3 separate regions of the Homo sapiens genome follow, and regions 2 and 3 are each linked to region 1. Evidence: chromatin loops called from intact Hi-C (ENCODE). Cell type or tissue: PC-9. All regions are shown on one strand. Each heading gives the region's core, and the rest is flanking DNA. Links, peaks and the distances in the headings are about the cores only. Region 1 overlaps MUSK (muscle associated receptor tyrosine kinase). Region 2 overlaps LPAR1 (lysophosphatidic acid receptor 1). Region 3 overlaps LPAR1 (lysophosphatidic acid receptor 1).

Region 1 (10,851 bases), core at 850-8,849:
GAAAATGGGGGACTTCTTTTTAAGGAAGGCAAAACCTTATGGTATAATTCAAATGATATTAAGTATAATTTCTACCCAATCCAAGGCACATTCCTTCATGGACTTGAACTATTTCATGTCTTCATGACTTTCTCTTCTCCAGGATTACATTAGTATTTAGGGCTGCCATAATAGAATACCACAGATAGGGTGTCTTAAAAAACAGAATTTTTTTTCCTACAGTTCTAAAAGCTGGAAGTCCAAGGTCAAGGTGCTATCAGGGTTGGTTTCTGGTAAGGCCTCTCTTCCTGGCTTGCAGATGGCTTCACATGGTTATCTCCCTGTATTCTCACAGGGCTTTCTCTCCTTGTGTGTGCACTTCTGGTGTCTGTGCCTACAATGATGAGCGCCAAAAATCCCAGAGTGTTTTTTCATAACACAGTTCTCATTCCAAAATAGTTTTTATTCCTCTCTTTTATAGACCATTATAAGGTTTCTTCCTCTAAATTAAATAACAGTGACTAAAACTAAGGCAAATACTCTGGAGCAAAATAAAAACTAAAAAACAGATAGCCTTAAAGCAGGAAGTTACCCTGTCACTAGGGCTTGGCATACTGTAGGCTTTAGAAGCATTTCGCGGCATGAAAGAATGGTAACCCTGAGGCATCTCCATGTAATAAGTTAATTTGTATACTGCTTTTAAATAAAGTTAAACAACTTACAGTTTCAGAAAGATAGAAGGGAAGAGCATTCGGAAGACTGGGAGTGAAGTTTCCCGGGCCTGAACCCTTATTCAAAGGCGTCTCGACATGGATAACCTCGAGAACATTATGCTAAGTGAAATAAGCCAGATACAGAAAGGCAAATACCAAATGATCTCACTTATATGTGGAATCTAAGAGTTGAACTCATAGAAGCACAGAATAGAATAGTGGCTGTCAGGGATGGGAGGATGGGGAGATGATCATCAAAGGGTACAAAGTTTCAGTCATGCAAGATGAATTAAGTACTGTAGATGTAATGTACAATATGGTGACTACAGCTAACAACACTGTATTGCGCACTTGAAATTTGCTAAGAGGGTAGATCCTAAGTGTTCTCAAAACACACACACAAAGGTAACCATGTGAGATGATACTTCACTAGCTTGATTGCAGTAATCATTTCATAATATACATATATATCTCAAAACATCACCTTGTTCACCTTAAATATATACAATTTCTATTTGTGAGTTATACCACCAATAAGCTAAAAAAAATTAAAAGTCTAAATTTTTTTAAAGGAGTTTCAAAAACTAATGCTTTGCTCTATACTTGTACCTGGCCCCACCCTTGTCTCTCTAAAGCAGGGTGCCCTAGGAAGACTGATTGGCTGTAGCCCCAAAAGGTGAGAACTAGGACATAAGATAAGAAAGGGAAGAAGGGAAAGGGAGAGAAGGAAGTGGGGAACAAAGTGCGTCAATGTGTGAAATTTTAGTTGGATGTTGTAAAACAGGAAAAAAAATGCCAAATTCTATGGCTACCCCAATAACAAAGAATGTCTTATGGCAATGGCACCCTCCAAGTCATATAATTCATTTATTATTGTCACTTTCACTATTGTTTTCGCTGAAGTCTTTTTTCTGTTACTTGAACAAAATCATTTTTTTCGTAATTTGTTAATAAAATTGTTTCATTTTATCTGTCTATCCTACATCCCTTCAAATACAGTACACAAACAAATGAACGTGCTTTTCCAGCTTGTAACTTGAGGCATGGTAGAATGAGAATTAGATGGGGAGTTGGAAGACTGAGGTTGTAAATGCCCCTCTTTAGTTAATGTGATTTTGGGGTCCGTTTACAACTCAGACACTGATTTTCTCATATCTATCTACACTAACACAGACGTCAGGTGGCTGTCAAAGATGATCTCTAATGGTATAATTAGAGACATCAGGGCTAATGTTCTCTAATTTTGTCCAGTTATGATAAAGTAACTTGGAGTGCCTGTTCTTTACCTCTCTAAGAACGTTTCAAGTGTCATTTAAAATTTGATTCTTATTTGTCAATGTGTTTTTTGGCTCCTCTGTGGAAACTGTTATAGTCTTAAGCCTGTCAAGGGAGTATAAAGACATCCTAAGAAAATTTGGAGACTGGGCCGGGTGCGGTGACTCACTCCTGTAATCCCAGCACTTTTGGAGGCCAAGGTGGGAGGATTATGAGGTCAGGATGGAGACCATCCTGGCTAACACGGTGAAAACCTCGTATCTACTAAAAATACAAAAAATTTAGTCAGGCGTGGTGGCACATGTCTGTAGTCCCAGCTACTTGGGAGGCTGAGGCAGAAGAATCACTTGAATCCAGGAGGTGGAGGTTACAGTGAGCCAAGATTGCGCCACTGCACTCCAGTCTGGGCAACAGAGAGAAACTCCATCTCAAAAAATAAACAAAATAAAATTGGGAGACTGACAATATAACTTCACTAATTTGTCTATGTAAAAATAGTAATAAAGAAAATGGAAAGGTATATACTTTTTAAATTTCTAGTATTTTCAAAAGATTCATATGAGGTTATAAATGGAAGATAAATGATTATTCTCTGTCGAAGTTTAGGAATAACAAGAGTAGGATAGTTTAAGATAGTTGAGGCCTTATTGAGACCCCAACTTATTCATTCAACATGTGACTCACAAAAAGTGAAAGGCAAAATAGATTTATCACCTCAGATTCTAAAACAGGAATAAAACAAACAAAGTGACTTTCATCCAGGAAGAAAGCAAAAGTACATCCGCAGTTCTTACGGTCAGAGAGTGTGTGCTGCTCTTAGAGCCAAGTTTAGTTCTTGGTAATTCTACCCAAGTCTGAAAGGAAATCAAGATGACTGTCCACATTGACGCAAATCACAGGACATGGAGGCAATGTCAGGCATTTAATGTTGTAAAAGTTGCAAACCAGAAATCCCATGGAGGAGAACACAGAGAATCCTATAGTCCTGATATCATTTTTGGTGGAATGAACAAAGACGAACGCAGAGCTGGGAGATATTTGGCACAGAATGAAACAGAGTTTGAACTGTGGCTCTTCACTCACTACGAGTTAGTAAACTAATGCCATAGCACGCTGCTCAGTACAATGGGTACTCTGAAAGAAGTGAGTGCTCCCTTTCTCCCCTGCTGTGAACCTGCCAGTGAACCAAAACCCTTAACAGTTAGAGCCAAAGAGCAGGAGAAAGTCCAGCAACGTGTCCCAAAGTGATTAGAAACTATCTTGCTTTCCTCCTATGGAAATACCAAGCATTTTTTGTGGAAATCTGAATTCACAGATGAAGTTCAGAGTGAATAGTAACATTCCTTTTGTTTTACAATCTTGGAAATAGTAGTTTGGCATGGAAAGAGCAGAGCTTACTTTTTAAAAAGAAAATTATTTGTATTTTTATAACCAGATTTATTTATAGTTATACCAGTAATATCTCTGTTATTTTGGCATGCAACTAAAAAATATAGAAAAATTTCATGTCCCTCTTGCTTTGTCCAATAAATATAATTTCTAAAATATTGTAGAAGTTGAATAATTTTAACTTGTTAGAAGAATTTTATAAAATAAACAGCCAAATCACCTAGGTTGAAGGTTGTCTTTTAGAATTTTCTTAAAGGGAGGCATATCTATATTTAGACATATTTTTAAGAGGCAGTAGTTTTGCTTTAAAATATATGACCTGTGAAGTCCTTTTATCTTACTAGCTGTGTAAACCAAAATAATTACATGTAACAAGTCTTATGTGGAATAATTCAGCAGCCAGTTTGAAAGAGGCTAATTAATATTTGTGGCTACATTAATCAGAAAAACTATGGAAATGTCTCTTGGTTTATTATCCCTTTTTCTATGATTCATAAACAGACATTATTACAACTGCATAAACATGAACCCTACTGGGCAACATCCTTTTTTTTTTTTTTATTTTTTTCCCCAAGATGGAGTCTTGCTCTGTCATGAGGCTGGAGTGCAGTGGCGCGATCTCAGCTCACTGCAACCTCCACCTCCTGGGTTCAAGCAATGCTCCTGCCTCAGCCTCTGGAGTAGCTGGGACTACAGGTGGGTGCCATCAAGCCCAGCTAACTTTTTGTATTCTTAGTAGAGACAGGGTTTCACCATGTGAGCCAGGATGGTCTTGATCTCCTAACCTCGTGATCTGCCTGCCTTGGTCTTCCAAAGCGCTGGGATTACAGGCATGAGCCACTGCACCCGGCCCTGGGCCATATTCTAACAGTTCCACAGGATATTTCCAGCCAGCTGGAACTATCTGCAAGACAGGGCCATTGAGGCCAGAATACCTTTCAGAGGTCTTCCCTAGCTAAGGTCAAATCATAAAATTATCGGATTATCCATAGCTGGGGGTGGATTCTCTCAAGACCGCATTAGTAATGTATTAATGATACATTAAGAAGTACTCCACAGGTCTATAACTGCTCAATCACCTTCAAAGAGTTTTTACACACATTATGTCAGGCATGAATTATTATGCCTATTTAATAGAGCTTCCTATCCTACTGCCTCTTTTTAGAAAAAAAAGTTTTATTGTGATCTTTATTGTATACATTTAAGGTACAAAACATGATGTTTAGATAAACATATACAGTGAAATGATTACTATAGTCAAGCAAATTAACAAGTCCATCTCCTCACATAGTTACAGCTAACTTAGAAAGACAGAACATCACACCCAGAGCAGGGAGCTGTGTCTCCAGCTCCCTCAGGTCCATATACCTGAGTGACTTGGAGAAAATCATGCATTTCCTGTAACTACCAGACGTAGTCACCTCAATTAAGTAATCTGTTTTGCTTAGGCATACCTTGGTAAAAGCTCACAGTACTAATCTGGACCCACCCCTTTGATCTTTGAAACCTGAGGTGCGAAAAAATATCAAAATGGAGGGCAGAGGGATTTGTTTTTATTTTCAGATCATCAAAAATACTAAACTGTTGATCAGAACCATCCATGAAGAAAGAAAAACAAATTCAAACTATGACTAATGGGGCCTGCTGTGCGTGAGTCACAAACTGAATCAAGCAAGGCCTCTGGAAGCAGGGGGAAAAGCATTCAGGAGTCACTTTGTACTCAAGCATGAACCTCCTAAAGTGTTGGTCTCTTTGCTGAACTATTTCAACACCTGGATGAAGTCCAGGAGAAGAGACGTCAGGCAGTTTAAAAATTGCTTCTCTTTCCTACTAAGGATGTTTTCAGTGACCTTGAGGAGGTGTTTAAGAATGACTTTCTTAGGTGTGAACATGAAAACAGTGGGACTTAGGGCAACATTTGGGGAGATTCCTTGCTTCAAAGTTGTCTCTAAGGCATTGCACATTCCTACTTCTTGCAGGAGGGAACTGTCTTTCCAAAGGATTTTGCAAACTGTTCTGCTTTTGCTTATCTAAACTGGAAAGAGATATATAAACAAAATATAAAATACAAAATAACATAAAGTCTGTTGATTGAGCATAGAGGCTTGGGGTCTTTAGCTTTTTTTCTTATTGTTGCTTTGTATTAAAATTCAAGGGAGTCCAAATATTTTCAGTCCCCTTGATCTAACTGGGATACTCATACAATGAGACATTGCACTTCTGATAAATATGATAATGATGAGTTTAGTTTGAATTCCCAACTGAGTGCATGTCTCTTAAAAACATTTTTCTCTTCACTTTGTAAATTTCTTATAGAGTCTAGGTTGCTCATCTGGGGAAAATGCCACAATACTTGATCTGACCTGGAAAGATTCCCAGTGAAGGTAAATTGATACTCACATAAGCCAGTTTTTATCATAAGAATTGAGACTAGTACTGAAGGTAAAGAATAAAAAGCTAGTTGGACAAACGTTCACTGCATGATTGCTACACAGTGCTTGGTGCCAGGGATAGCCAGCCACCTGGCAGCTAGGAAGAAAGCTGGCCTTACCTCAGAGCTTTCTTCTTCCTGGCTAGTCAAACTGTGAAAATCCTTTCTCATGCAACACAATAAAATAATTGGCTCCAAAATGTCTCATTCTCAGCCTCATTCCCTAATACTGGACACAGGAATCTCTTTCAGCCAAGCAGCCAAGCTCAGGCCAACATGGGACGTACCTCCACTCCTTTAAGATAAAGTCAAAGCATAACACCAGCTGATTCCTTAACTGTCATTTCACTCCAGTTTCCCTCAATTGGCATCATGTTTCCCTGATATAAGCAGCGTTAATTAAAGATTAGTTATTGAAAAGGTGGTATTGTGCTCAAGAAAACAGTGAAAAAAGAACCACCATTTAAAAAAAATGCCACCACCTTAACAATGACATTTGTCAGATATGTATTTTGTTCATGGTTGGTTGATTTGTTAAGGTAGTTGTTACTCTTGTTTTCTAATGACTGCTCATTTGTTCTCTCTTCTAGGACTAGGGAAGGCACTGTAACATAATGATTAAAAGCATAGGCTTTGGTGTCAGACACGCTAGGATGCAAATTCTAACTATGCAACCTTGTAAAATGTGCTGGGCAGCTATCTTTCCTACAGAGTTGGAGTAATGTTGACTAATATATATGCATTTGTATAAATTAAGCTGTTAATTGTGTGTCAATATTGCATTGATATCTTGGCTCTTTAAGGACATTTGATTTTCTGGTTTAAGTAGTACCTCCTGCATGAACTTCCTGACGTGTTGAACTATTTCAACACCTGGATGAAGTCCAGGAGAAGAGAGGTCAGGCAGTTTAAAAACTGCTTCTGTTTCCTACTAAGGATGTTTTCGGTGACCTTGAGGTATTATGTATGTATTATGTATGTCATGCCTCAGAGACAGACTTGGCTTCACAACCATTTTTCCTGACAACCATCCACCTATCTGACATGCATTTATGGGGAACTGAACAGGAGTTATGAAAATAAGTCCTTAAGTCTGCAACCTCTCATACTTAACTGTCATCTGTAGGACACTGAAGACATATATCAGAGGATCCACACCGTATATAATTCATGCCTTGTATTGGTTATCTATGGTTGTATCACAAATCAGCCCAAAGCTTAGTGACTTAAACCAATAACTATTAGTGCTCACAAGTCTGTGGTTCAACTGGGTGGTTTTGCTGATTTGGTTTTGCTGCTGGGCAGGACTGCCTGATCTTGGCTGGTCAAGTTCCTGTGATCGGCAGATTGAAAAGGTGGTAGTTGGTTCAGAATAGCCTTATGCGTACCTTGGATGGTTGTTGTTGGTTCCCACCTGGGGCAGAGGGGATAAACGGGCCAGGTGTGTTTCATCTTCTACCATGCTGGCTCTTGCTTGTTTATAGGCAGTCCCAGGTTCCATAAACAAGAAAGCAAGCCACAATGTGCAAGAACGTTAGTTTCTGCTCATTCATTCCAAAACACATCACAAGGCTAATCTAGATTCAAATTATGGAGGAAAATGCTACTTCTTGAGGGAAGAGCTACAAAGTCACATTGCAAGGGCATGGACACAGGGAGGGAAAATCTTTTGGCTATGTTTGCAGTGTACCACATGCACTTGATTATAATCTTAATGCTTTTCCCTTCAAATCTACTGACATAGTATAGTGGGAAATCCTTGACTGAGTTCTTTTATTTTCCTTTACTCTGTCAGGTTTCTTCTGGGTCCATTCAAGAGAGTGTGAAAGACCGAGTGATTGACTCAAGACTGCAGCTGTTTATCACCAAGCCAGGACTCTACACATGCATAGCTACCAATAAGCATGGGGAGAAGTTCAGTACTGCCAAGGCTGCAGCCACCATCAGCATAGCAGGTAGGATGCCCCTTCACATTTGCGTTGTTCCAGGAGAGGGGAGAGTTGATACTATTCTACAATATCGAGCATTGGAGAAAATCTCCCTTTTCTTTTATCTCTTATTTCAGTTGCATTTGGGCTATTTCCTCCCCCATGGGGATACTCCGGAGGTGACCTAGATATGGATTTTGGCAGATTTGCTGCCTGGAAAACTAAATCCTCAATACCTACCCAAGTGGTAGGTAACAGCTTCCAGGAACTCACTTCTTCCTTCCTTCTTGTTTTTCTTATCTTTTTTCCTTTTCTCCATTTCTCTTTCCTCCCTCCCTCCTTCCCTCCCTCGCTCCCTTTTTTCCTTCCTTCTTTCCTTCCTTCCCTTATTCCCTCCTTCATTCCTCCCTCCTTCCCTCCCTCCCTCTTCCCTTCCCTCCCTCCCTCTTTTCCTTTTCTTTAATTTCCTTTCCTTTTCCCCACTCCTCGTTCTCTCTTTTGGTTGATCAAACTTTCCAAGTCTCTCATGGAGAAAGTTGGCAGACATTCAACATGGTCATGCCAATTTCTGCATGGCTATTTCTTGCGGGCATTTTTACCTGTGAGCATGATCCCTGTGGTCTTTCCCTTCCCTGCTTCAGCAAGCCACAGCAGGTCTTACAGGTGTTTTCAAGAAAAAGGCTGACACACGGATTTCTAGGATGTTTGTGTTGAGTTCTAAAGGTTTATTTTTAAAATGTAAATGTCCCAAAGGCTTCTGAGAACATTTATAGAATTCCTAGAGATGGAAATAATCCCTGTATCAGGAAATGCCAGGCATATTAGATTCATAGCGTGCCTAGGGCTCAAGGGTCAGGAGAGAGGTGCTTGGCCTGACATGTAAGGCAAGCACGGATAGAGCTTGTGCCTAGGGCCAACTCCCCACAGCCTGCTGTTTCTTATTACAGTGCCACCTCTTTGATCTTCCCTGATGGGGAACTTTCCAGTAATGTCTGTGATTTGTAATATGAGGTGAATAAAAACCACAGATAAATGATAAGGAGCACTGGACAAGGCTGGCCCTCTGGGACTGCCTATGAAGGAAAAGGAAGACTTCAAAATTAAGGTTCCCTCTCCTTTCTCCCCCCAGTGATATCTCTGCCTACCATGTCTTCAGACACCATATCAGTTATTCTAGCATTTCCACAGGTGGGAAATTATTTCTCCCAGAAAATGAAAAGTCTTCTAAAAGTAAATTCAACTCAATTTAACAAATAATAATAATATCACATAATAAGTAATAGTATAATCATATAATATAAATAGTAATAAGAATTACTATTTACATAGCACTTTGCTGTTTATAAAGCACTTTTACATGCATTTATCAAATACTCTAGATGACGCCCATTGTGTTGGGTAGAGTAAGAGATGAAAAGTTAATTTAAAAATGGGTCCTGCCTTCCAGGGACTCTGCATCTAGAAGGAAGTCAGTCAGTCACGTATATTATGGCACTGGCTGTATTCTATTGCAGAAGCATACACAAAATACAACAGCAGAACAAGAGAGGCAGGATGTCAGGGAATCCTTGGAAAAGAGGTATCATTGGAGCAGAAGATGTGGATATGAGATGACTAGGTTGAAGTCAAACCTTTCAAACCTGTTCAAAAAACAGCAAATCAGTGGTCAAGGCTAGACCACGAGAGAGACAGCAGGGAGGTGGAAAGTGGAAACAAAAGTTGAAACATGGGCTCTAGCCAGGTTATGAAGAGCCTGCATAGGTTTAGTATATTATTTCATTGATGAGAAGTCATTTAATGATTTAGAAGAAATAAGTGCAATAGATATATCCTCTAGCAAATTAACAGATGCTGAGGTGTTAGGAGGTTGAGAAGTGCGGCAAGCTGTCAGGAGGCTCTTCCAGGTGTCTCAAAAAGTCATGAAGGTCTGAACAGCAGCAGCAGCATTGGTTCAAAGGGAAGAGGAGAGATGCACAGGACAAATCAGGATAGAAATAAGGTTTGCAAATGCTTGAAAATGGCAGTGGGCTAGAAGGATGAGTTCAGATGTGTCTGATTTTGAAAGGTGCCCAGGACAAGCAATAATATATAAACACAAAGCATATGAACAGGAGAAGGTCCAGGAGATAATAGAATACTCAAAAATGTTGATGCCTTTGAATTACCTGGAATTATTCTGGTCTCACTGTCTTTGTATTATTTGACATTTGATCAAGACCTACTGTTAAATAAACATATATTTATAAAAATCTATCAATATATATTTATATAACATATATGTATGTATGTGTGTTTATATACACACACATGGAGAGAGAGAGAGAATCACATTTAAATATGAATACTCCATCCAAGAAAATAAACTGATCTACTTTAATTTAACCTGCACTTTCACTGGCAGAAGAAAAATACTAATGTTACTAATCTTAGGAGAGTCTCATTTCAGGTCATTATTCAGTCACTCAAAGATACCCGTGCCAGAGCTCTTTCTCCCTTTTCTTCCTTCTTTCTCTTTCCCTAGATGGCAAAGGAGAAGAGGATTTGTATTTAGGCAGTGGTGTCTTCTGGACACCCCCCACACCACTGCTAACCCCCGGATCTCTAGTGAAGTCTGCAGCTGAACTTGTGATTTTATCTCTTGGCTTGGTTAGGGCCCAGGGGACCTCCCTGGCTGGCTTAGCCTGTTTGAGACATCTTTTGGAGCAGCACAGCCCTCTGCATCTCAGCCAAATCCTTCATCATGCCATTGTCTACACTCTGCTCTGCAACCTCAGAAGCTAGGTCTCCCTGTCTGTCCCTACTGTGGCCCTGTGGCTGGCCTGCTGAATTCCAACTCAGCTCCTTCAGTACTCCTCACAGGGCCTGAAGCAACTTCTAGATCACTTTCAAGGCATACAGAATTCAGGAGAGATTTGGGCTTGCTAACTCAGTTCTGCTGTCTGCCCAACCTTGTCATGCTACCATTTTCACATTAATGTTGCCATCCATGTTGGAGTAAGGGATCCCTGTGGGGTGTTTTACTTATAGCATCCTAAATAAGAAGTTAGAAAAACTCCATCTGCTTTTGGCTTTTTCCTTAATTGATCAATACACCTCTATTCTAGGATTTGCATTCAGAAAAGGGATCTATAAAATC
Region 2 (10,851 bases), core at 1,300-9,299, 220 kb after region 1:
TTTATACTTTTGCTAAGTGTGATGATGGCAGTGTGGTTATTTAAGCAAATTATTTTTTAGATATGCATATTAACATAAGGGGATTTTTTAAAAGATGACAATGCTAGGGATCCTAAAATACTTCATCCCCCAAAAAAGGAGCAAGTGAAGCAACTGTGTCAAAATGTTATTACTGAATCTAGGTGTTGGCTATATTGAGATTGTTATTTTTATTTTTGTGAATGTCTGAAAACTGCCATAGTACAAAGTTCTATCCAAAAAGACGAATCTTTCAGCCTCAAAAAAAAAACCCATTTAATGTGAAATTCAGTTGCTTTGATAAAAAAAAAATCCACTTTCTAATAACAGAAATAAAACCTAAAACACAGATTTTGAAAATACATATTTTGTTGAGAGTACCTATTGGTAAGGATGTCCAAAAAAAAGTGTCTTCCAAAAGACAACAAACAGACACCAATCACTTTTTTTTTTTTTTTTTTTTTTTTTTTTGAGACAGAGTCTCACTGTTTCACCTAGGCTGGAGTGCAGTAGTGCGATCTCGGCTCACTGCAACCTGCCACATTTGCCTCCTGGGTTCAAGCAATTCTCCTGTCTCAGCCTCCTGAGTAGCTGAGATTACAGGTGCACGCCACCACACCCAGCTGATTTTTGTATTTTCAGTAGAGACGGGGTTTCACCATATTGGCCAGGCTGGTCTCAAACTTCTGACAGGTGATCCACCAGTCTCAACCTCCCAAAGTGCTGGGATTATAGGTGTGAGCCACAGCACCCAGCCGCAATCACTTTTTATCAGAACACTGAATGAGAATTGGAGGAACAATCTCTTAACTAAGATATTGAAAATCTACCCAAATTCACATCTTCAATGAAAGCTACAGGAAATCACTTGGAGGGATCAAAATATCTTTATGTTCTTGACTTAAAACCAAAATGGTTGTGAACAGGCAACCTACAGAATGGGAGAAAAATTTTGCAATCTATCCATCTGACAAAGGTCTAATATCCAGAATCTACAAGGAACTTAAACAAATTTAAGAGAAAAAACAACCCCATCAAAATGTGGGTGAAGGATATGAACGGATACTTCTCAAAAGAAGACATTTATGTGTCCAACAAACATATGAAAAAAAGCTCATTATTCCTGGTCATTAGAGAAATGCAAATCAAAACCACAATGAGATACCATCTCACACCAGTTAGAATGATGATTATTAAAAAGTCAGGAAACAACAGATGCTGAAGAGGATGTGGAGAAATGGGAACACCTTTACACTGTTGGTGGGAATGTGAACTAGTTCAACCTTTGTGGAAGACAGTGTGGTGATTCCTCAAGGATGTAGAACCAGAAATACCATCTGACCCAGCAATCCCATTACTGGGTATATACCCGAAGGATTATAAATCATTTCTACTATGAAGACACATGCACACGCATGTTTATTGTAGCACTATATTTACAATAGCAAAGACTTGGAACCAACCCAGATGCCCATCAATGACAGACTGGATAAAGAAGATATGGCACATATACACCATGGAATACTATGCAGCCATAAAAAAGAATAAGTTCACATCTTTTGTAGAGACATGGATGAAGCTGAAAACCATCATTCTCAGCAAACTAACACAGGAACAGAAAACCAAGTACCACATATTCTCACTCATAAGTGGGAGATGAACAATGAGAACACATGGACACAGGGAGGGGAACATCACACACCAGGGCCTGTCTGGGAGTGGGGGAAAAGGGGAGGGAGAGCATTAGAACAAATACCTATTGTATGCGGGCTTAAAACCTAGATGATGGGCCGGGCATGCTGGCTCACACCTGTAATCTCAGCACTTTGGCAGGCCAAGGTGGGCGGATCACTAAGTCAGGAGTTCAAGACCAGCCTGGCCAACATAGTGAAACCCCATCTCTACTAAAAATATAAAAATTAGCCAGGCATGGTGGCACACGCCTGTAGTCCCAGCTACTCAGGAGGCTGAGGCAGGAGAATCGCTTGAACTCAGGAGGCAGAGGTTGTGGCGAGCCAAGATCACGACATTGCACTCCAGCCTGGGCAACAGAGTGAGACTCCATCTCAAGAAAAAAAAAAAAAAAACCAACCTAGATGATGGGTTGATAGGTACAGCAAACTACCATGGCACATGTATACCTATGTAACAAACCTGCATGTTCTGCACATGTATCCCAGAACTTAAAGTAAAATATTTTAGAATAAAATAATTTAAATTCAAATAAATATAAAAATGAAAATTAAAAAATAACAAAATGGTCATGTAACAAATGAGAGACAGAATGATACACCATGAAAAATACTGATAAAGAAGACTCTTGCCTTACTGGAATCACAGGTGTGAGACCTGAATATCTTTTAGGTTTTCAGATACCTATTCTGGCCTCTAATATAATCCTAGGTTTAAGAGAAGCCAAACTGCTCACTCTGGTACTGAACTATTGACTCTTTCATGAACAATGAAAATGAAACTTTTAATCCAACTTCTATCCACAGTAACCTGATCAAGCACAGGGTAATGCTTAACACAGTGCTAGAAACAGAAAATGGCTCTGGAGAGCTGCAAGTTTGTTTGGTTTCCTACCCCATCCCCATGCCCCCAATATCCACAGGATACGAACACATTAACTCAACCTAATGATGAACAGGTTCCTGTCTGCAAATACATCCCAGGAGTTTCCTTTGGATAAGAAAACTCTTTTTCAGTGTCTGGACCAGCAGAATTATAAATCGGTTACAAACACGGCATCTTCTTGCTGCTGCTAGTCCAGTTTCGTCTTAGTATTCATCACCTAGCTTTGTAAGAGCTAGGTGCTCTCTCAGCATGAGAAAACAAAAATCTGTCTCAGAGTCAAGGCAGGGGTAAAGCAGAGAATACAAACTTGCCCCACTTCAAAAAACAAGGCATATCTTTCAACTAACTAAACAGCAATCCCAGCAGGCGTGACAATGCAAGCTTTCTTCCCTATTATTGTTTGAAACAATCACAAGCTATTTGTTCATATTAATTCGTTTATATGTAGTATTAGGCAGCCTTGATTAGAAAAATGCTCTTTGTTACCCAATGAATAGAGTAACAAACAAAACCAAAAGTTTTTCTAAAAAATTGTTGTTTTGGCCTTAGAAAAGGATTTTCAGGCCTTTCACACTTGAATGTGGATTTATCTTTACAAGGTCCCTGAATTCACTGGAAAAGAAAGCAAGTTGATGTGCCAGACAATACCAGGCTAAGGTGACTGAGTGAGCTGCTTATTATGCTTGCCTAAGAAGATGCTATATCTAAATTATTTTTACCTTCTTTGAACTTGGGCAAAACTGATAATAAGAGAGAAGACATCAGTAGAAGCTTCGGGGCAAGGGCAAGTCAGCCTTGGACTAAATTTCACTGTACAAATTACATGTGAGGAATTGACATATAATTAGGAGGCCCATCATTGGCCAAAGGATCCTGGGAACCAAGTGACCCAATGGTCTGCATCTCTCCAGAAGAAGCTATCTATCTCTATGACCTAATGTCCCAGTGTATAGCTGACTCCTTCCCCGTGGGCTTAGTTCCCCAACCATCAGAGGCTGCCACTATTCCCAAAATACGGTGAGAATAATGCAACTACCCTGGTTAAGGTTAATTAATAAACTTGCTCAATAAAACTATTATCGAAAGTCAGAACTTGAACCCAGGTCTATTTCAAAGGCTGGGACCATTAAGCTAACAAAGACTTCTTTTAAGATCAATGTTAAATTCATTAATACGGTTTGAAAGACCCTGTAAAATCTCCAACTTTATAACCTAACCCATTTATGCTAATTCTAGCACTTGCCGATTTCTGCAGTATAACTATTCCATGTGGCTGATTTCAAGCTGCTGGCATGAAGTCAATTGGCTCGCGAAATTCCTGAAAATTTAACAATCTGCTTCTGTGAGTTGGTATAGGTGGCTCTAGGGACATCACTGTTTACAATCTCATGCCCCACTGTAGTGCAACCATCCAAAACAAAATTCTAAATGCTTTGCTCCCTCTCTCTCTCTCTCTCTCACACACACACATACCTTGGGACACTTGACATTCACCTATGCTTTTTCTTCTCCTTTACCAAAATAACTCATATTAATTTGTCCTCAGCCTAGTGGTCTTCCTTCAAGAAGCCTTCCCTGATCCTCTAAATCTTTTCTTGGGTCTCCACTTTCCTCCCAGAGCACCCATACTTCCTGTATTTGTGCATTCCTGCATGGGTGACAAAGCGTTGTAACTTTTTGTTTTATCTGTGTATCTCCCACTATATCTGTAAACTCTGGCAGGGCAAAACTTATTTCTCTTATTTATTCTTGTATCCCCCAGCCCTGCCACAAGGCTTGCTGAGCAATAATAACAATGCTTGCTAATATGCACTGGGCAATATGTGCCCAGAATATGTGCCAGGCACTATTCTGAGCTTTATAGAAATTATTTCATTTCCGCCTTAAAATAACCCTATCAGGTTGGCTTCATTAATGCTATGCTCATTCCGTGGGTAAGGAAATAGAGGCACTAAGAGGGTGGATACCTTCCCCTCAGGCTCAGGTAATTAGTAAATTGAAGCAGGGTGACTGGTGAGCCTATGTGCCTCCCTCAAGAAACCAGTGTTTCTTGGCCATATTTTTTTCTCATTAGTGATCCTTAAGGAGAAAAATTAATTACATTTAAATTTTTTCTAATGAGAAAAAACTAAATACTAAGGAATAAGATTTTGTTGGATAGAGGTATAAGCTCTGGAGGGATTTTTTTCATCTCCCAAAACCCAATTTTTGTCCTCTTGGGGCAATATAACTATGTTAAGAATGTATGTTCTAGGACTTTCATTATCCATTTCCATTAATGTACCATATACTTCTCCCTAAAAATACACAGTCTTGTTTTAGAATTTTAATGGTATCTTCCCATAAGTACTATTTTGCGTCTTGCTTTCTTTTTCCTCCATACGATATCTTGGAGTAATATATAGCTGTGTAGACATCCTCATTTTAAAACTACTGAATAGTGGTCGGGCGCAGTGGCTCATGGCTGTAATCCCAGAACTTTGGGAGGCCAAGATGGGCAGATCACCTGAGGTCAGGAGTTTGAGACCAGCCTGGACAACATGGTGAAACCCCGTCTCTACTAAAAATACAGAAATTAACCAGGCATGGAGGCACACACCTATAATCCTAGCTACTTGGGAGGCTGAGGCAGGAGAATTGCTGGAACCCAGAAGGTGGAGGTTGCAGTGAGACAAGATCGTGCCACTACACTCCAGCCTGGGCAATAGAATGAGACTCTGTCTCAGAAAAAAAAAAAAGAAATAAATAAAATGACTGAATAGTATTTCAATCATGTCCACATTCCTGAATTCATTAAGTCTTTCTACTATTGGATATTCACAAAATTTTGTACTTCTTGGTTTGCAACCAATGCTTCAATGAATATCTTTATACATTCCTTATACACTCCTTGGGCTCATGTGTGAGTGGTTTTCTAATGTAGATTCCAAGACAGGAGCAGGGCATGTGCAGAAGTGTATAATTTTAATAGATACTGTTGAATTACCCTCCAGAGTGACTGTACCAATTTACTTTCCCACAGAGAATTTACGAGAGTACACATTTCCCCCAGTGATTGTATGAAATAGAACCTCTTTCTCCTTTGGGCAGTGTTAAACATTTTAATTAAATGAGTCATTTAGAGGTATTTCTATTCCTCACCAGCTGATAGGAGCTTGTGTAACAGAGAAGATATATAGATAAGAAGATGCTGTTGGAAATGCTGAAAGATGACAGCAGCAAACCGGGATGTGGAAATGCCCTGTCTAGAAAACCCGCACTAGCCTAACTCACTTCACGAAAGGACTAAGAAGAGTCATTACATGGGAACAGCTGCAGTGGACTTTGAAATGGTGACCTCAGGTAACAGGCACTAAATCTCTTTGCCCATTCTCCAAGTCTCTCAGACACCAAAAAAGTCTATTGAAGATAAGGGAAACCAAACACCCAAAGTAAATGAAGTGTTGAAAGGACAATGGTCCACTTACCAGAAAGAGGAATGCGTATGACGATGGTAACACTAAACATTCTGGAAAATAATACTAAAGGCCTTAGTACTTTATTCTTTATTCATATGATATGAATAAAGGGCTTTATTCATATGATAAAATCCCAAGGTTGATAACAATGATGACATCCCAAATGGTGTTGAGGAGAAAACACTATACTATATGAGGGAAAAATGCCCCTTGTTCTCCTTTTTCCCTCTCCTCCTTCTCTCCTTCTCTCACAAACACACAAACCCCTACTTAAAATACATACAAAATTGAATAGCCTGCAAAATCATACTGAAAAAAACAGTGTGGAACAACGTTCTGTATCAAGTTCAAATTTCAATCAGTATGGCTCTTTCTTGAAAGTATGCTTTTTTCTTCAAAGTTGCCCGAGGCCGGGCACAGTGGCTCAGGCTTGTAATCCCAGCACTTTGGGAGGCCAAGGCAGGTGGATCATTTGAGGTCAAGAGTTCAAGACCAGCCTGACCAACATGGTGAAACCCCATCTCTACTAAAATACAAAAATTAGCTGGGCGTGGTGGCGGGCGCCTGTAATCTCAGCTACTCAGGAAGCTGAGACAGGAGAATCGCTTGAACCCAGGAGGTGGAGATTGCAGTGAACCAAGATCATGCCACTACACTCCAGCCTGGGCAACAGAGCAAGGCTCTCTCTCAAAAAAATAAATAAATAAAAATAAAGTTGGCCAAAAAATGATTGTCACAAATAAGAAAGGAGGTCACACTATAGAAAGAAGATAAATGAAGAGTAAATGGGAAACTACACTTGCTGAGCACCTCTGTATGCCTCATGTATATGAACCATCATTTTATCCATATAACCATCATGTGAGGAATGATTACATGAGAGGAAACTGAAGCTGAGAGAAGCTAGCATGACTAGGGCTCTTTATCCTGCAATCAGAGGAGCAGGGATGTGAACTGTGGCCTTATGACTCCAAAGTCTGTTTCCACATTGTACCCTGCTGCCTGGTGAATCTGAAAGAGTCCAGCCAATGCCTGATTAAATCAGGCTGTAAAATCATCTGAACAAAGACCATGTCCCTGCCGTATTACTGCTCTTCACTGGACAGAAAAAAATAACTCATACGATTGCTGCTCAGAAGTTTCTGGAATTGCATTTTGTTTCAAAGTTCCTAGAACAGATCAAGGCAAAAGAGTAAGTATAGGAGGAGGACAACAAGACAGCCCTCAGAAAACTTGTTATAAAATTAGATCCATTCTGATATATTTCATTAAACCCCACCCCACCCCCCGGCCCACAAAAAAGCCAAGAGAGGAAAAGCAGCAGGGTTTACTACTGACTTACTTTGATTTAGAGTTTGATGCCTATAATGTCAGACATCCTAAGCACTGAAAACCAAGGCCTCCTATGAACAGAGGCCAGTTCACTAAAATCACTTGTTCATTGTTCCAGCTGCTTCCTGAACGAAATGGCACCTCACTCACAAAAGCACCATTATTCGAATACACACCAAATGATAGCGAGAGAGATATACATGATCCCTAGAGTCAAATACACTTCCTGAAACCCAGTTTAAATATTTGACAAACTTACGATTACCTCAGACCTCTGCTAGTTTGAAGCCCTTACCTGGGGCTGTGAAATTACAGGGATGGAAGTAGAGATGGCAGCCATGACAGCTCTGTGGTTGTAGGTGGTGAACACGCCCCAGAACTACGGGAGACAAATTTTCTTGTTTGCTGATCAGATCGAAGTCATGCTAGGAGAAGCTGTGTACCTGGAAAACAACAGGAAAACCCACATTTAGCATAAAAGGACTAGCATATGGGTGTGAAGTACCATTGGCCAAAGGAGGTAAGAATCCCTAGACATCAAGTGTCAAATACTAGCTTAATGCAAACAGAAAGCCGGTAGGGAAAAGCTAAGGTCTAAAAGCCACGACTTCTGTGCTATCTGTCCAAATACTCTTAAGTTGAGGAATTTTCATAGGTTTGAATCCAACATCCCAGCTAGATGTTTTGGGAAGACAGTTTCAAGTTGCAGAGCTGAGGAGGGTGAGTCGGGGGAAAAGCCATCCTGCCATTAAATAATAAAGGAATTGAATAATCCACAGTGGAGAGCTGACGGCTTACATAGAGGGCAAAGAGAATGCAGTAACCACCCCCACTTATCTGAGGAGTGGATTCTAAGCCCCCCAGTGGATACTTGAAACTGGATAGTGGGTCAGGTGCAGTGGCTCACGCCTATAATCTCAGCTCTTTGGGAAGCCGAGGGGGAAGGATTACCTGAGGTCAGGAGTTTGAGACCAGCCTGGCCAACATGGCAAAACCCCATCTCTACTAAAAATACAAAAATTAGCCAGGCGTGGTAGAACATGCCTGTAATCCTAGCTACTCAGGAGGCTGAGGCAGGAGAATTGTTTGAACCTGGGAGGTAGAGGTTGCAGTGATCCAAGATGGCACCACTGCACTCCAGCCTGGGCGACACAGAGAGACTCCTTCTCAAAAAAAAGAAAAAGAAAAAGAAAAAGAAACTGTGAATAGTACCCAACCCTGTATATAACAGAGACAGCTACTGAGTGACTAATGTACAGGTAGCACACACAGTGTGGAATCGCAGGACAAAGGGACAAATCACATGGACAGTATGAGATTTCACCCACACTATTCAGAACGGTGTGCAATTTACAACTTGTGAATTGTTTGTTTCTGAAATTTTTCATTTAATATTTTTGGACCAAGTTTGACTGCAGGTAACTGAAACTGTGGAAAGTGAAGCTTCGGATAAAAGTAGACTACCATAATACCGTCAAGTGATTAGATAGCACCCCGTCCAACCCCACCTATTTGCAGAAGAAAAAATTGAGGCTTAGAGAAGAAAAGGGACTAGAGTCACACATTTAATGGTAGAACCAGGACTACAGCAGCAACTCCGGTTCCCAGGCCTATATGAAACGTAACGAAGTTAATGTGTTCCCTGCCTATATCTCCTCAAGGAACTTAGTTACCGCTTTTAAGACTAAAGAAAGGCAAGATACCTGATGCTGTAGGTGTCAGTCCTGAGAAGTCAGGTACTCAGATAGGTGGATGGGGAGCTTCATAAATCAGACGTCCACCTGTGTGAGAAAGAGAACATTTCTAAAATCCTTTTGACATCCTCAAAGAGAGGATGCTAAATAAGCACAAAGTATAACCAAATCTCTTATTCACGTGTTCATTAAGAAAACTCAGAAAGATGCTAACTTCCCTGTAGTAAATCACAGCCCTAGTTCTGTCCAAAGGCTGATGTGACTCTTTCCACATTGCAATTTAGTCCAGAAGAAAAAAATTTTTCATTTTAAGAAAATAATTTTTAAAAATTCGTTTATTTTTAAGAAACATTTTCATTTTCTGGTGATGTTCATACTCCCTAACAATATCTTTTCTTTTATTCAAAAGACGTTATTGGCTGGGCACAGCAGCTCAGGCCTGTAATCTCAAAACTTTGGGAGGCCAGTGGGGGCAGATCATTAGAGGTCAGGAATTTGAGACCAGCCTGACCAACATGGTGAAACCCCATCTCTACTTAAAATATAAAAATTAGCTGGGCGTGGTGGCACACACCTACTCAGGAGGCTGAGGCAGGAGAATCACTAGAACCCAGGAGGCGGAGGTTGCAGTGAGCCGAGATCGTGCCACTGCACTCCAGCCTGGGCAACAGAGCAAGACTCCGTCTCAAAAAAAAAAAGTAAGGCTAAGCCAACCTTGCCTTTAAGGAGCTTTTGTCTGTAAATATACTTCCTAGTTTCACCAACATGCAAGATGATACCTGAACACTTTTTAAACTATTGGGAAATGATACTTTTCATAATAGTAAAAGTAATGAACCAGATGTCACAAGATCCAAGTCTTGCACAGCAGGAACTGTGGAGTTGGACATTTAATCCAAGTCCTTTGTCCCCCACATCCCTTGGTGCTACCCTATATTAGCTCAGGGATACTGGGCAAATGAGGAGCTCAGAAGTGCTGCTTTTCTAAGAAATAATCTAGGTTTGACAGCAACTTCTATAAGCTTAAATTTTTAATTGCTACATTTTTGTGCAGCATCCTTGATACTACAGTTTCAATCACTTTAGGTTCTGGCTGCTTAGAACTGTAGAGCCTTCCTATTTTCTTCTCCCATTACAGCAATTATTTTCATTCACAAATAAGTAGTAAAGTTCTCAAGTTATCTTGTCATGACATTCAACACCGAATTCCACAGCTGCCCTGTGACAGTACTGATATTCTCCTTAGTCCCAGTTTTAGGAACAAATGAGACTTGTTTATCACACTGTGAAAGTAAATAAACAACCCAGGAGAAAAGCATATGTATACAGGACCTTTCTTTTTTCAAGATGACTGCTAGAGTGCCAAACCTACCCAAGAAAATTACAGGAACCCCAAGGTGCACTGTTTTACACTGAACTTATTCCTGGCACTATTTTTTGCTCACTCCTACTTTCATTTTTCCTTTCTCCTTCTCATGTATTTATTATTCCTGGCATTATTTTTTGCCCACTCCTACTTTCATTTTTCCTTTCTCCCTCTTATGTATTTATAATTCACATTATCTTGCTCTATGTGACATAAATGAATATATCAATAATACAACTAAAAAGCAAAAAATCAAGCACATAAGATTCCATTCTTAAGGACGCATACTATATGCTCAGGTCCAATATCATTTCACCAAGCTATGTCATTAAGCAATATAACCTTAAAATATTTTCAATATTCAGAATATAGAGAGTTGCCTAAAAGGTAAATAGAGGCACCTAGC
Region 3 (10,851 bases), core at 1,347-9,346, 180 kb after region 1:
CTCAAGGGGGGAAAAAAAGCTTATTTTGCTTGCTGAGATGATACTTCTGTGTTTTACCTTTCCTGCTTCAAAATTAATGTTTTAGCTCTCGAGCTAAGACAACTGCTAATCTCATACTCAAAAATGAAACCTAACCTTAGTTCTAGCCACTTGGCTTGAAAGAAACTTGAATAAAACAGATTTCGCAAGTTAAAAAAAAAAAGAATTTAATGATCAGAATGATAGTGAGGGCCCCTTTGTGCAAGCTGCATGCACTTGCAGTCTAGGAGGTCTCTCATTTAAGATGCAGACATTGTCCTTAAGGATAATTTTGATGGTTTTTAAACTCCCTGTATAATTGTACTCTCTAAAGTGTGCTTATGATTCATAGTTTTTCTTTATCTTCTTTCATTTTAAAAACAGTAATATTTATTGCTATTTTATGATGATGAGAATAAGAAGTACATATTGTAGAATATTTGAAAATGAATATACAACAGGTCGGGCATGGTGGCTCATGCCTGTAATCCCAGCACTTTGGGAAGCTGAGGCAGGCAGATCACTGGAGGTAAAGAGTTGGAGACCAGCCTGACCAACATAGTGAAACCCCATCTCTACTAAAAATACAAAACTTAGCCAGGGGTGGTGGCATGTGCCTGTAATCCCAGCTACTTGGAAGGCTGATGCAGAAGCAGAAGAAGAATCACTTGAACCTGGGAGGTGGAGGTTGTAGTGAGCAGAGATCACGCCATTGCACTCCAGCCTGGGAGACAGAGTGAGACTCTGTCTCTCAAAAAAGAGAATATACAACAAAAAAGTATCTGTAATTCCATCTCTAGAATTTAATCTGTGAACATATTATTCAAAATGTGTACATGTATATATACACACATACATATGTCCACATGTGTATGTACACATATAACCACAATCATATATTTGTACATACTCATTTTTCTTAGAATAAATTTCTGGAATTATGAAGATGTAAATGGATATGAATGGTTTAAATTCCTTAGATGTAGATTTTAGCTATTTTTCCATACGTTATCATCAAAAACGAAACACTGACTACCCTGAGAAAGAAGAAAAATTGAACGAGTGTGCCTTCTTTTCCTCTCTTGCTTACTTCTGAGTGTCTTACTTCTCACTTCTGTCAATATAAGTTATCAAATTATCAATATGAAAATCATGGTAATAACATGAATGACTAAAATCAAACAAACAGGTAAGTATACAGTGATATAACCTTATGGTTAAAATGTTAGATGTTAAATTTAAAGGATAAGGGAAACTTGAGTATGATATCAATTATATAATACTACTATATACATTTAAATGCATGTATACACACATGTAGCATGCAATAGCCAGTATCTACTGAGGTCTGTCATATAATTGGCACTGTGCTAATAACCTCATTGAATATACTTCTCATGTAGTCCCTGGCAATAACCTTACGAGATGGGACTGCCTGTATTTTACAAATGAGGAAACTGAGGTTCAAAGAGGTCAAGAAACTTCTCTGGGCAATACAGCTAGGAATGACGGAGCTGGGATCTTACTCTAAATCTGGATGCCTCCAGAGGCCTTTGTTCTTAGCCACTATGCTATATTGGCACAAGAAAAAAATACACTGGATGGAAGTATGTCAAAATGGTGGTGGTCAAGTTCAGAATCACTTTTGTAACCTTACTTAAATGATTCTGTATACTATAAAACATTGACATAGGATACGATTTACTTTTATAACCAGAAATAAATTAGTGAATAATAAGTATTGCATGCAGGCTTTGTGACTCAGACCCAGGTGGCCTGGATCACTCAGACCCTCCGTAGGAAGACCATTATTATTATGCAGAAACCCTTGGGTTGGCCATACTTTTTTTCCTCTTCTGTCTTGTAGCTGAGGTGGAACAGCCTCCTAATGAGGCAGATGTCTTTTTAAAGTCCTCCAGTTTTCTCTAGAGAATGCTAATTACTCCCAAACCACCCCCTAAAAAAACTCCACTCACTTTAACTAGAAATTATAAAAAAGGTATATCCAGATGTCAGCAACAAAGATAATATTTTTTAAACTTGGAAAAAATAACTGTAACAATATGCATGGAAAACTATATAATTCATTCTTTTGGATAGGCCAAAATAAAGTCTTTTTTTTTTTTTTAAGGTTGTTGAGGGCAGATTAACTAGTGCTGAGTGTGTATATTGTCAATATTGTAATAACTTTGTAGTTGGAAGATAAAATAACTTCTTTTCAAATATAAGCTAAGGTATGAAAAAAACTTTAAAATGTTCTTGGCCGGGTACAGCGGCTCACGGCTGTAATCCCAGCACTTTGGGAAGCCAAGGCGGGTGGATCACCTGAGGTCAGGAGTTCAAGACCAGCCTGGCTAACAAAGTGCAACCTCGTCTCTACTAAAAATACAAAAAAAAAAAAAAAATTAGCCAGGCATGGTGGTACATGCCTGTAATCCCAGCTACTTGGGAGGCTGGGGAAGGAGCATCACTTGAACCTGGGAGGTGGAGGCTGCAGTGAGCCAAGATTGTGCCATTGCACTCTAGCCTAGATGACAAGAGCGAAATTCCATCTCAAAAATAATAATAATAATAAAGTTCTTAAGCTTTTCAGGGGCAGGGCAATACGTTTTTAATAAGACTAAGAAACACTATGCTAAACCTGATTCTTGAGGGAGCCAACCAATATATTAGAAAGCCACATGACTGGGCTATATCTTTAAGCCCCACAGAATTGCTTTCATTGAACTGCACTTTGGTTACAGACCACCAACCTTCACTGAGAAATGATATGGCATGACTTTATGGGACATGGTACTGAATGTGCCATAAAGAATGTAGAGCTCTCCAGAACATCACATCATAGCTGATGCATCCATCACAGAGCAATACCCAAATGAGAAATGTCTCTTTGGACTCAGTACTTAGAAGGGTTATTTCTCCTGATTTTACTTTATGGCCACCAAATCATGAACGTTATTGTGTTTTACATCTTCATTAACTGCTAGAAAGTATGTCTTTACCTGACTCCATGTCATTTTCTTAGATTTCTTTTTCCCTTTCCCTCCTTTTTCTTGCTTATTTTAAACTCAACTTTGTCCTCTGAACTGAATGCATCTTTTTAAGCTGTCTTAAATACTTTGTTTTGAGACTGGGTCTCGCTCTGCCACCCAGGCTGTAGTACAGTGGCACGATCACAGCTCACTGTAGCCTCCACCTACAGGCCTCATGCTATCCTTCCAACTCAGCCTTCCAAGTAGCTGGGACAAGAGGCATGCACCACCATGCCCAACTAACTTTTGTTTTTTGTTTGTTTGTTTGTTTTTTTGTAGAGATGGGGTTTTTCCATGTCATCAGGCTGGTCTCGAACTCCTAAGCTCAAGCAATCCATCCACTTTGGCCTCCCAAAGTGCTAGAATTATAGGTGTGAGCCACTGCACCAGCCAAATCCTTTTTTAAATAAAAGATTAAGTATAAATAAACAGGCACATACTCTGTACACTTCTGTAAGACTGTTTATGTAAGACTGCTATTGGACATAAGAACCACCCAACATGAATGAAACCAGCATGTTTCCTATACCAAAAAGAAAATAAATTTTCATTTATATTTTAACAGTGAGATTGAAACAATCTAAGGTCTCTCACCCACAGGCCATTCTGCAGACACTCAGGTTACAACCTGAACCCAACAGAGTAGCTGGCTTATGTACAGGCTCATGATTACATCATGATTATGTGTTTCCATGCCACTGTGTTCAGGAAGTAAGCGGTCTGGATATAAGATTTCTAGCCATCCTTGAGGTGAGTGGACAGAAGGAACTGTCAGGTTAGAGATGCAGCATTTCAAAAACAAACAGAAGGGATGAAGGAAGGGGAAGTGAAGGAACAGGTAAAGAGATATGAGACTCAGAGAAGAGTAATGTCTCTGTAGCCAAAATTAAAGAAAACTTCAAAAAGAAAGTACTAGATGATACATTCTTTAACAGATGACTAATATTCCTGGCAAAAACTTTTTAAAAACTAAGTATACATTTAAATACATAACATTCCATCCTTTAGCCTTCAACCTAACAACATCAATTCCTTTAAAACAGCATTTTTGAAAAGCTGGTTTTTTTTTTTCCATCTGTACTCAAAATGGTACATCTATGGTGGACACACCCTAAGATGTTCCAAAATGAGTCACACTCTTGTGTAGTCCCCCTTCCCCTGGTGTGTGAGCAGAACCTGTAACTTGCTTCTAGCCATAGAATACAGTTATAGGATGCCACTCCCTTGATTAGGTTCTGTCAAATAGCAAAAGTGAAGGGGTTTTGCATATGTAATTAAATTGACAATAAATTGCTCAAAAGGGAGATTACCCTGGGTCAGTTGGACTGACTTAAGTGAGCTCTCACAGAGGCCAGAGACTGGAAGAAGTACAGATTTCTCTCTCTCTCCCTCTATCTCTCCCTCCCTCTCTCCCTCTGCCCACCCCCTGCCTCCGCCCATTGCTGGCCTTGAAGATGCAAGTTGCCATGAATTCTACAGTCACAAGGAAATGAATTCTACCAGCAACCTAAGGAACTTGAAGCAGATCCTTCCCTAGTCGAGCCTCCACATGAGAATGCAACCCAACTGGTACGCAGACTTCAGCTTGTGAGACCCCAAGCACAGAACCCAGCTAAGCATGCCTGGACTTTTAACCTACAGAGACTGAGAGATAATTCATGGGTGTGTTTTAAACCACTAAGTCTGTGACAATTTGCGATGTAGCATAGAAAATGAATACAACACCTAAAGACAGAGACAATTTGCATGGGAATTGCCTTTTAATCCACTAAACAGAAAAAAATGTAACGGAAACTTCAGACTCCTCTCTTAACTTCTCACATCACTTAGCCAAGTTCTCCCACATTAGATGTTCCAGATACTTAAACTAAAGCAGCTGTCACCATATCCAAAATGCTTCGCTGGAGAACCATCACATGACACCACTGTGGGAGTTTCAATGCTTGCTGGCCCAAGGAAATCTGCCTCCAATAAACCAGGAAATGTTTAACCCAGACAGCCTGTAACTTCCACAATTTTCTAATCAGCCACCAGAGAGTCCTCTTTAGATTGTCATAGTGACTCAGCACACACACATCAATGCCTTCAACCCCAAAGCTGCACATCTATGTACGTAGTTGTTCTCCCTTCACCTACTTGGGCATGAAAATCACCAAATGAGCACAGAATCAGCAAACTTTGTATAGGCCACAAAGGAGGAGGCAACGTTTCATTTCCATTTTAGCACTGAGATCAAAACACAGCCAAAGGCCAGGCTATTCAGCTGAGACTTGATTCCATAATAGCATGTTCTCTCTGCCCTGCACAAAATTATACCCTGATTATGTATTTCCATGCCATTGTGCCCAGAAGGTGGTTAGGCAGCAACAGCTCTAGCATGGGTGGAAGGTTTAGGCATCTGAATATTTGGAAAAGTAGAGAATGGGGGGAAGGGAAAGTTTGTCTCTTTTTCTGAAGCATTTTTCTGTCAACTGGAAATCAAACTTACCAATGCTTACATTATACTTTTCTGAGTGATGAATACAATGCTTTGGATGCATAGTTCAAGTAAGGTCGATAAGCAATTTATCTTTTGAAATTATTTCTAATGAGAGAGCATTGGCAATTTTTTTCAACTGTTGTGATTTTTATGCACTAATTAAAATCATTATAATACTTATATATACTAGACACAGCAGAAATAGCAAATTTTCATTGTTTAAAAAGACATCAGAGAATAACAATCTTCTTTTCCTTTTTTTCTTCCCTTCCTCTTTTGTTTTTACCTTTTGAAATACTAAAGGCAACAAAATAGCAAGTAATGAGCACCAGCATTGAAACTACAAGTCCTAGGTTAGGGTATGGGGTCTAGCAAATACTTAATTTCCTTCAGTAATTCACGTCATCTCTCTGAATCTGTTTTACCATCTCTAAAATGGGTAAAACACTATCTGCACTATCATACCTACAATTTCATAAAAATCATCACAGATAATATGTCTACAAAGATATTGTAGTATATATAAACCAAATGTGGCCAGGCACAGTGGCCCATGCCTGTATTCTCAGCACTTTGGGAGACTGATGTGGGAGGAATACTTGAGGCCAGGAGTCCCAGACCAGCCTGGGAAACATAATGAGACCCCATCTCAACAACAACAACAAATTTTTTTTTTTTTAATTAGCCAGACGTTACGGCGCTTGACTATAGTCCTAGCTGCACACGAGGCTAAAGTGGGAGAATCCCTTGAGCCCAGGAGTTTGAAGCTGCAGTAAGCAAGGATCGCTACTGTACTCCAGCCTGTGTGACAGAGCAAAACCCTGTTTCAAAAAACAAAACAAAAAACAAAACAAAACAAAAAACAGGGTGAGGTAGGACGATGGCTTGAGACCAGGAGGTTGAGGCTGCAGTGAGCTGTGATCTAGCCACTGTACTCCAGTATAGGTGACAGAGCAAGATCTTATCTCAGTTTAATTAAAGGAAATTATATGAATGTATTTTTCCTTTCAATATTTATGTTTCCTCTCATGAACTGACAAACTAAACTTTAAGAGCCAGTAGTTTATTACTCTGTTCCTAAAGACATTAAAATAGTTAAAAGTAAATTACGAAATTACTGTCAGAAAAATATAGTAACAGTTAACATTTAATAAATGTCAGACATTGACTAAAGGGCATCACATAACTTTTCATTTGATTCTCACATGAAGGAAGTCAATTATCTCTATTTTACAGATGAGGAATCTGAAGTTTCAGGAAGTTAAAGAGTAAGTAGTAAACCTATGATAAAAAAAATTAAGCAGGTTAATCCGGAGTCCACAATTAACCACTCAACTGTTTCAAATACATTTTCCGGGTTGATACTCCAAGAAAAGGAGCGATGAGATGTGGTCTCAGCATACAGGTGGTCTTGTTGTTATAAAGCAGAGTGTTCCTAGTGAGCTAGGAGACCTGATGTGGAGGACAAGCCCACCCACATTGCAGGGAGACCGCCACAGACAGAAGCTAATGGCCAGCCACATGAAAGGCATGCCATTAGGGCAGGTTATGATGGACGTAATGCTCCCTGGAGTTGTGAACTGAAGAAGTCCTGTAGAATTTAGAACACATCAATTGACCTACAGCCAGCTACCAAACCACATCAGAGCCTACGGGGCTGCATCTAGGTCTGCAAAGGTCCAGAAGTTACAGAGACTGCTGCTGCTTGATGGTGAGTATGCAGAGAGCGGACCTGAGCAGCGGAGAAAGTAACCAGAGAGCTGGAACCAAGAAATAAAAGTAGGAACTGGGGAAGAAGAGTCAATGAGATGAAAGAAAACAAAACTGAAGTAAAGCCAGAAACCAGAAATACTGTAAGACTCTGGTTCCCAAACTGTGCCCCCAGGAACCTTGGGGTGCCACAGTGAATTCAGAGGAATGCTACTAGATATTTTTAATTTGAGGGCAGCTAACACTCGACATCTCTCAGACACCCTCTGAACTACGAGCATAAAGTAGTTCAGCGCTTCAACATTAAATGGCATTACATTCCTTTCAATGACATCATGTCCTTGCAATATGATATCTGCTATAATAAAAATGAAGTGTAAACATAAAACTCAGTGTGGAACAGAAAATGAAGATGGTGGTTTCCAATCTGAATTCAAGTTTTGAAAAGTTGTGCAGTGCCCAACAGGTGCATACATACCTTAGTAAATATGAAGGATTAGATAAAAATGATAATTCTTTCAATTTATATGGTTTTGTTTTACAAAATGGCTACTAATTTATCAGGACCTATATACGTATTAAGTTGAATTAACTAATTAAGTTGAATATACTTATTAAGTTGATTTAATAAATGAAACTGTTAGGTATTTCTTTTAGCTTTGGGGCACTGTAAAAAAACTGAGACAGTATGAGCACTGAACTGAGACGTCATGGGAATATTACTTAGGGATTAAAGTTGTCTAGGGAAGATAGAAAAGTAAAGGATCTCAGCAGTGAGTTGCATATCTGTTTTCAAGGTCTTATTATTATATTATTATTATTATTATTATTATTATTATTATACTTTAAGTTCTGGGGTACATATGCAGAACGTGCAGGTTTGTTACATAGGTATACACGTGCCATGGTGGTTTGCTGCACCCATCAACCCATCATCCACATTGGGTATTTCTCCTAACGCTATCCCTCCCTCAGCCCCCCAACCCCCAACAGGCCCCAGTGTGTGATATTCTCCTCTCTGTGTCCATGCTTTGACATGGCAACACCACTCAATACAAAGGAGACTTGCCCCACTGAGTCCTAGAAGCATCATGGGTCCTGACCCTTGTGGTCTGGTCCTGCTCAAGACATAATAAAGATCTGCCACAATGAGGATTAATTCAGGGACTTTAGATTTCAGCATGGCAATATGATAATCTGATGAAAACAAGTTATGTATCATGTATTTTATAATAGTACCTACCAAGTACTTATAAACTTGGCATCTTATACAGACGGTCCCTGACTTACAATGGTTTGATTTAGGATTTTTTGACTTTATGACAGTGTAAAAGTGATACACCCATTCCTTAGAAACTGTACTTTGGGTACCCATACAACCATTCTGTTTTTCACTTTCATTTCAGTATTCAATAAATCGATGAGATATTCAACACTTTATTGTACAATAGGCTTTGTGTTAGATTATTTTGGCCAACTGTAGGCTAATGTAAGTGTTCTGAGCATGTTTAAGGTAGGATAGGCTAAGCTATGATGTTCCAAGGTTATGTGTATTAAATGCATTTTCAACTTACAATATTTTCAATTTACGATGGATTTATGGAGATGTAACCCCACCGCTAAGTCAGGAAACATTTGTGTAATAATCTCACTTAACCTTTTGAGGTTTTACTGTTTCTGCTGTGTCTCTCATTTAACACGCAAGGAAACTGGAGCTTGCAGCCATTGGATACATTGCTCAAGCGGACTCTGCTGGTATGCAGTAGTGTCAGGATGAGAATCCAGGAAGTTGGGACTTCAAAAGTAACACTGTTAATCACCACGCTGTCTTTTTCAGCTGTTAGGCCTTTAGATTTCTAAAGAAGTAAATATACACTAGACTTTCACATGGAACAAAGTACTTCAAAGGAGTACATATATTTTTATGTGGCCACATACATTCCTATTTTTGTTTATCTTGGTTTCTAAATCCTTAAAAAGTTTCCATCTCTTTTTTAGGTTTGCTAATGTTTATCATCATGAATAAAGATAACACAAATGGTTGTAACATAGTGCCACTAAAAAAAATCCAATATTGTCATGAATGTGACAAAAGACTCCCAATCCCCTTGTGATAAATTGGCACAAGCTTTCTGAAGAACATTTAACAATAAGTCATTATGATTCATTACTCTGTGAGGAAGGAATCATAAGAGATATTTATCTTAATGTTATTATAATAGCAAAAAAAAAAAAGAAAACGTAAATGTCTAATGATTATATATTTCATCATATGAATGTACTGAACTTTGGGTAGAAAAATCACACTTTCAAAGATTACTTAATGGCATAATAAATGCTCAAGACAATCTTTTAAAGAATCTATAAAGTGGTATGCATTATATGAATTGAATAAACTATTAATTAGCAAAGGACTAGAAAGAAACAGTATATTCAACTTAATATTTTGGTTAATTATGGAAGGTAAAATTCTAAATGATTTTCTTTTTTTTCCTTAATGAATATGCATTAGTTTGCTAATCAAAAAAAGAGTAAGCTGGGTGTGGTGGCATGCACCTGCAGTTCTAGCTACTCAGGAGGCTGAGGCAGGAGGATCACTAAAGCCCACTGAGTTCAATTCCAGCCTGAGCAACATAGCAATACACTATCTCTTAGAAAAAAAAAAAGAGGAAATGTGATGTGATTAAAATAAGATTCAGTACTTAACAAGGTAAATGCAGTCTAATACTTCATTCCCTAAACATCACCTGTATGTCAACAGCCAAGTCATACATAAAATTCATTTACATAAAGCTTTCCTGATTTTACTTCCAACAAGATAGTCTCTCTCCTCTAAATTCTCATACAGCTTTATTTGTACTTCTTTTATGGTACTTTTGTCACCTTTTGCCTTTCTCAATAATTATCTATGTATATGTGCCATCCTTCCTACCAGACTATAGGCATTGGCATGTCACGGCCAGATTTGCTTCATAATTACATCTGCCATGAGTCTGACTCCCATTCTCCCTGTATTTTAGTCATATTTGTAAGTGAATAGGGATTATACATTTTGGTATTTGTTTTCCCATCACACAACAGGCAATATGCCACCCACGCTGAATTGGTTTGTATATAGTTGCAGTGCTCTTTATGGCACCCAAGGAGACAAATAGGCTTAGTGGATGGCACCCCAAAATACAGTTTTTTCCTGAGATTTTGGATATAGATATAGATATATGACATAATATATATTTAATTATATATATATAAAATAGTCCATATATATAAAGATTGTCTGGCCTCTTGGGGGATACATTGGTCCGTGTATCCAAGATGCTTGAGCAGATGCTGAAAAACCACTTATCATTGCTCCCATATAGACAATTCAAGCCTGGCTTTGGAAGATTGTATGAACATCATATTCCTGATAGTCTCATAATCCTGATAGATGACAGTTTATAGAATCCTGCTGGGATTCTACATCATTGATTGAATGAATGACTAGAGGATGAATTTCTGGATAAATATACAAACTAACGAGTGGAATCCCCATATAGAACCTTCAGATCACCTTGTACAGGCAGAGAATGGGAAAATGCCACTCATCATTATACAGGCCTATAAAAGAAG

What was found. Hi-C counts contacts between places; a loop is a spot of excess contacts. Peaks named below come from ENCODE experiments on the same cell type or tissue, not always from the same donor. Only the 100,000 strongest peaks of a DNase experiment are listed, where the experiment ranks them.
Region 2: it touches region 1 in a loop (5-fold over the local background); 2 of 110 quality-filtered maps call a loop at or near these places.
Region 3: it touches region 1 in a loop (2.9-fold over the local background); 2 of 110 quality-filtered maps call a loop at or near these places.

Annotation. Positions count from the first base shown.
Region 1 is chr9:110,740,059-110,750,909 of GRCh38, forward strand. MUSK (muscle associated receptor tyrosine kinase) reads left to right here. Exons shown (of 15, transcript NM_005592.4): 7 at 7,583-7,742. Among named protein-coding and RNA genes, the nearest start is that of MUSK, 77 kb to the left of the region's middle. In PC-9, for the core only: no CTCF peak of the experiment used is centred there; DNase peaks (open chromatin) are centred at 4,943, 5,793 and 8,563; H3K4me3 peaks cover 978 bases; H3K27ac peaks cover 3,642 bases.
Region 2 is chr9:110,964,393-110,975,243 of GRCh38, forward strand. It overlaps LPAR1 (lysophosphatidic acid receptor 1), which reads right to left. Exons shown (of 6, transcript NM_001351411.2): 3 at 9,089-9,166; 4 at 7,681-7,828. The coding sequence starts at 7,725. Among named protein-coding and RNA genes, the nearest start is that of LPAR1, 69 kb to the right of the region's middle. In PC-9, for the core only: no CTCF peak of the experiment used is centred there; a DNase peak (open chromatin) is centred at 5,689; H3K27ac peaks cover 904 bases.
Region 3 is chr9:110,914,777-110,925,627 of GRCh38, forward strand. All of the region lies in intron 5 of LPAR1 (lysophosphatidic acid receptor 1), which reads right to left. Among named protein-coding and RNA genes, the nearest start is that of LPAR1, 120 kb to the right of the region's middle. RefSeq lists enhancers at 267-436, 614-783. In PC-9, for the core only: no CTCF peak of the experiment used is centred there; a DNase peak (open chromatin) is centred at 5,125; H3K4me3 peaks cover 605 bases; H3K27ac peaks cover 4,040 bases.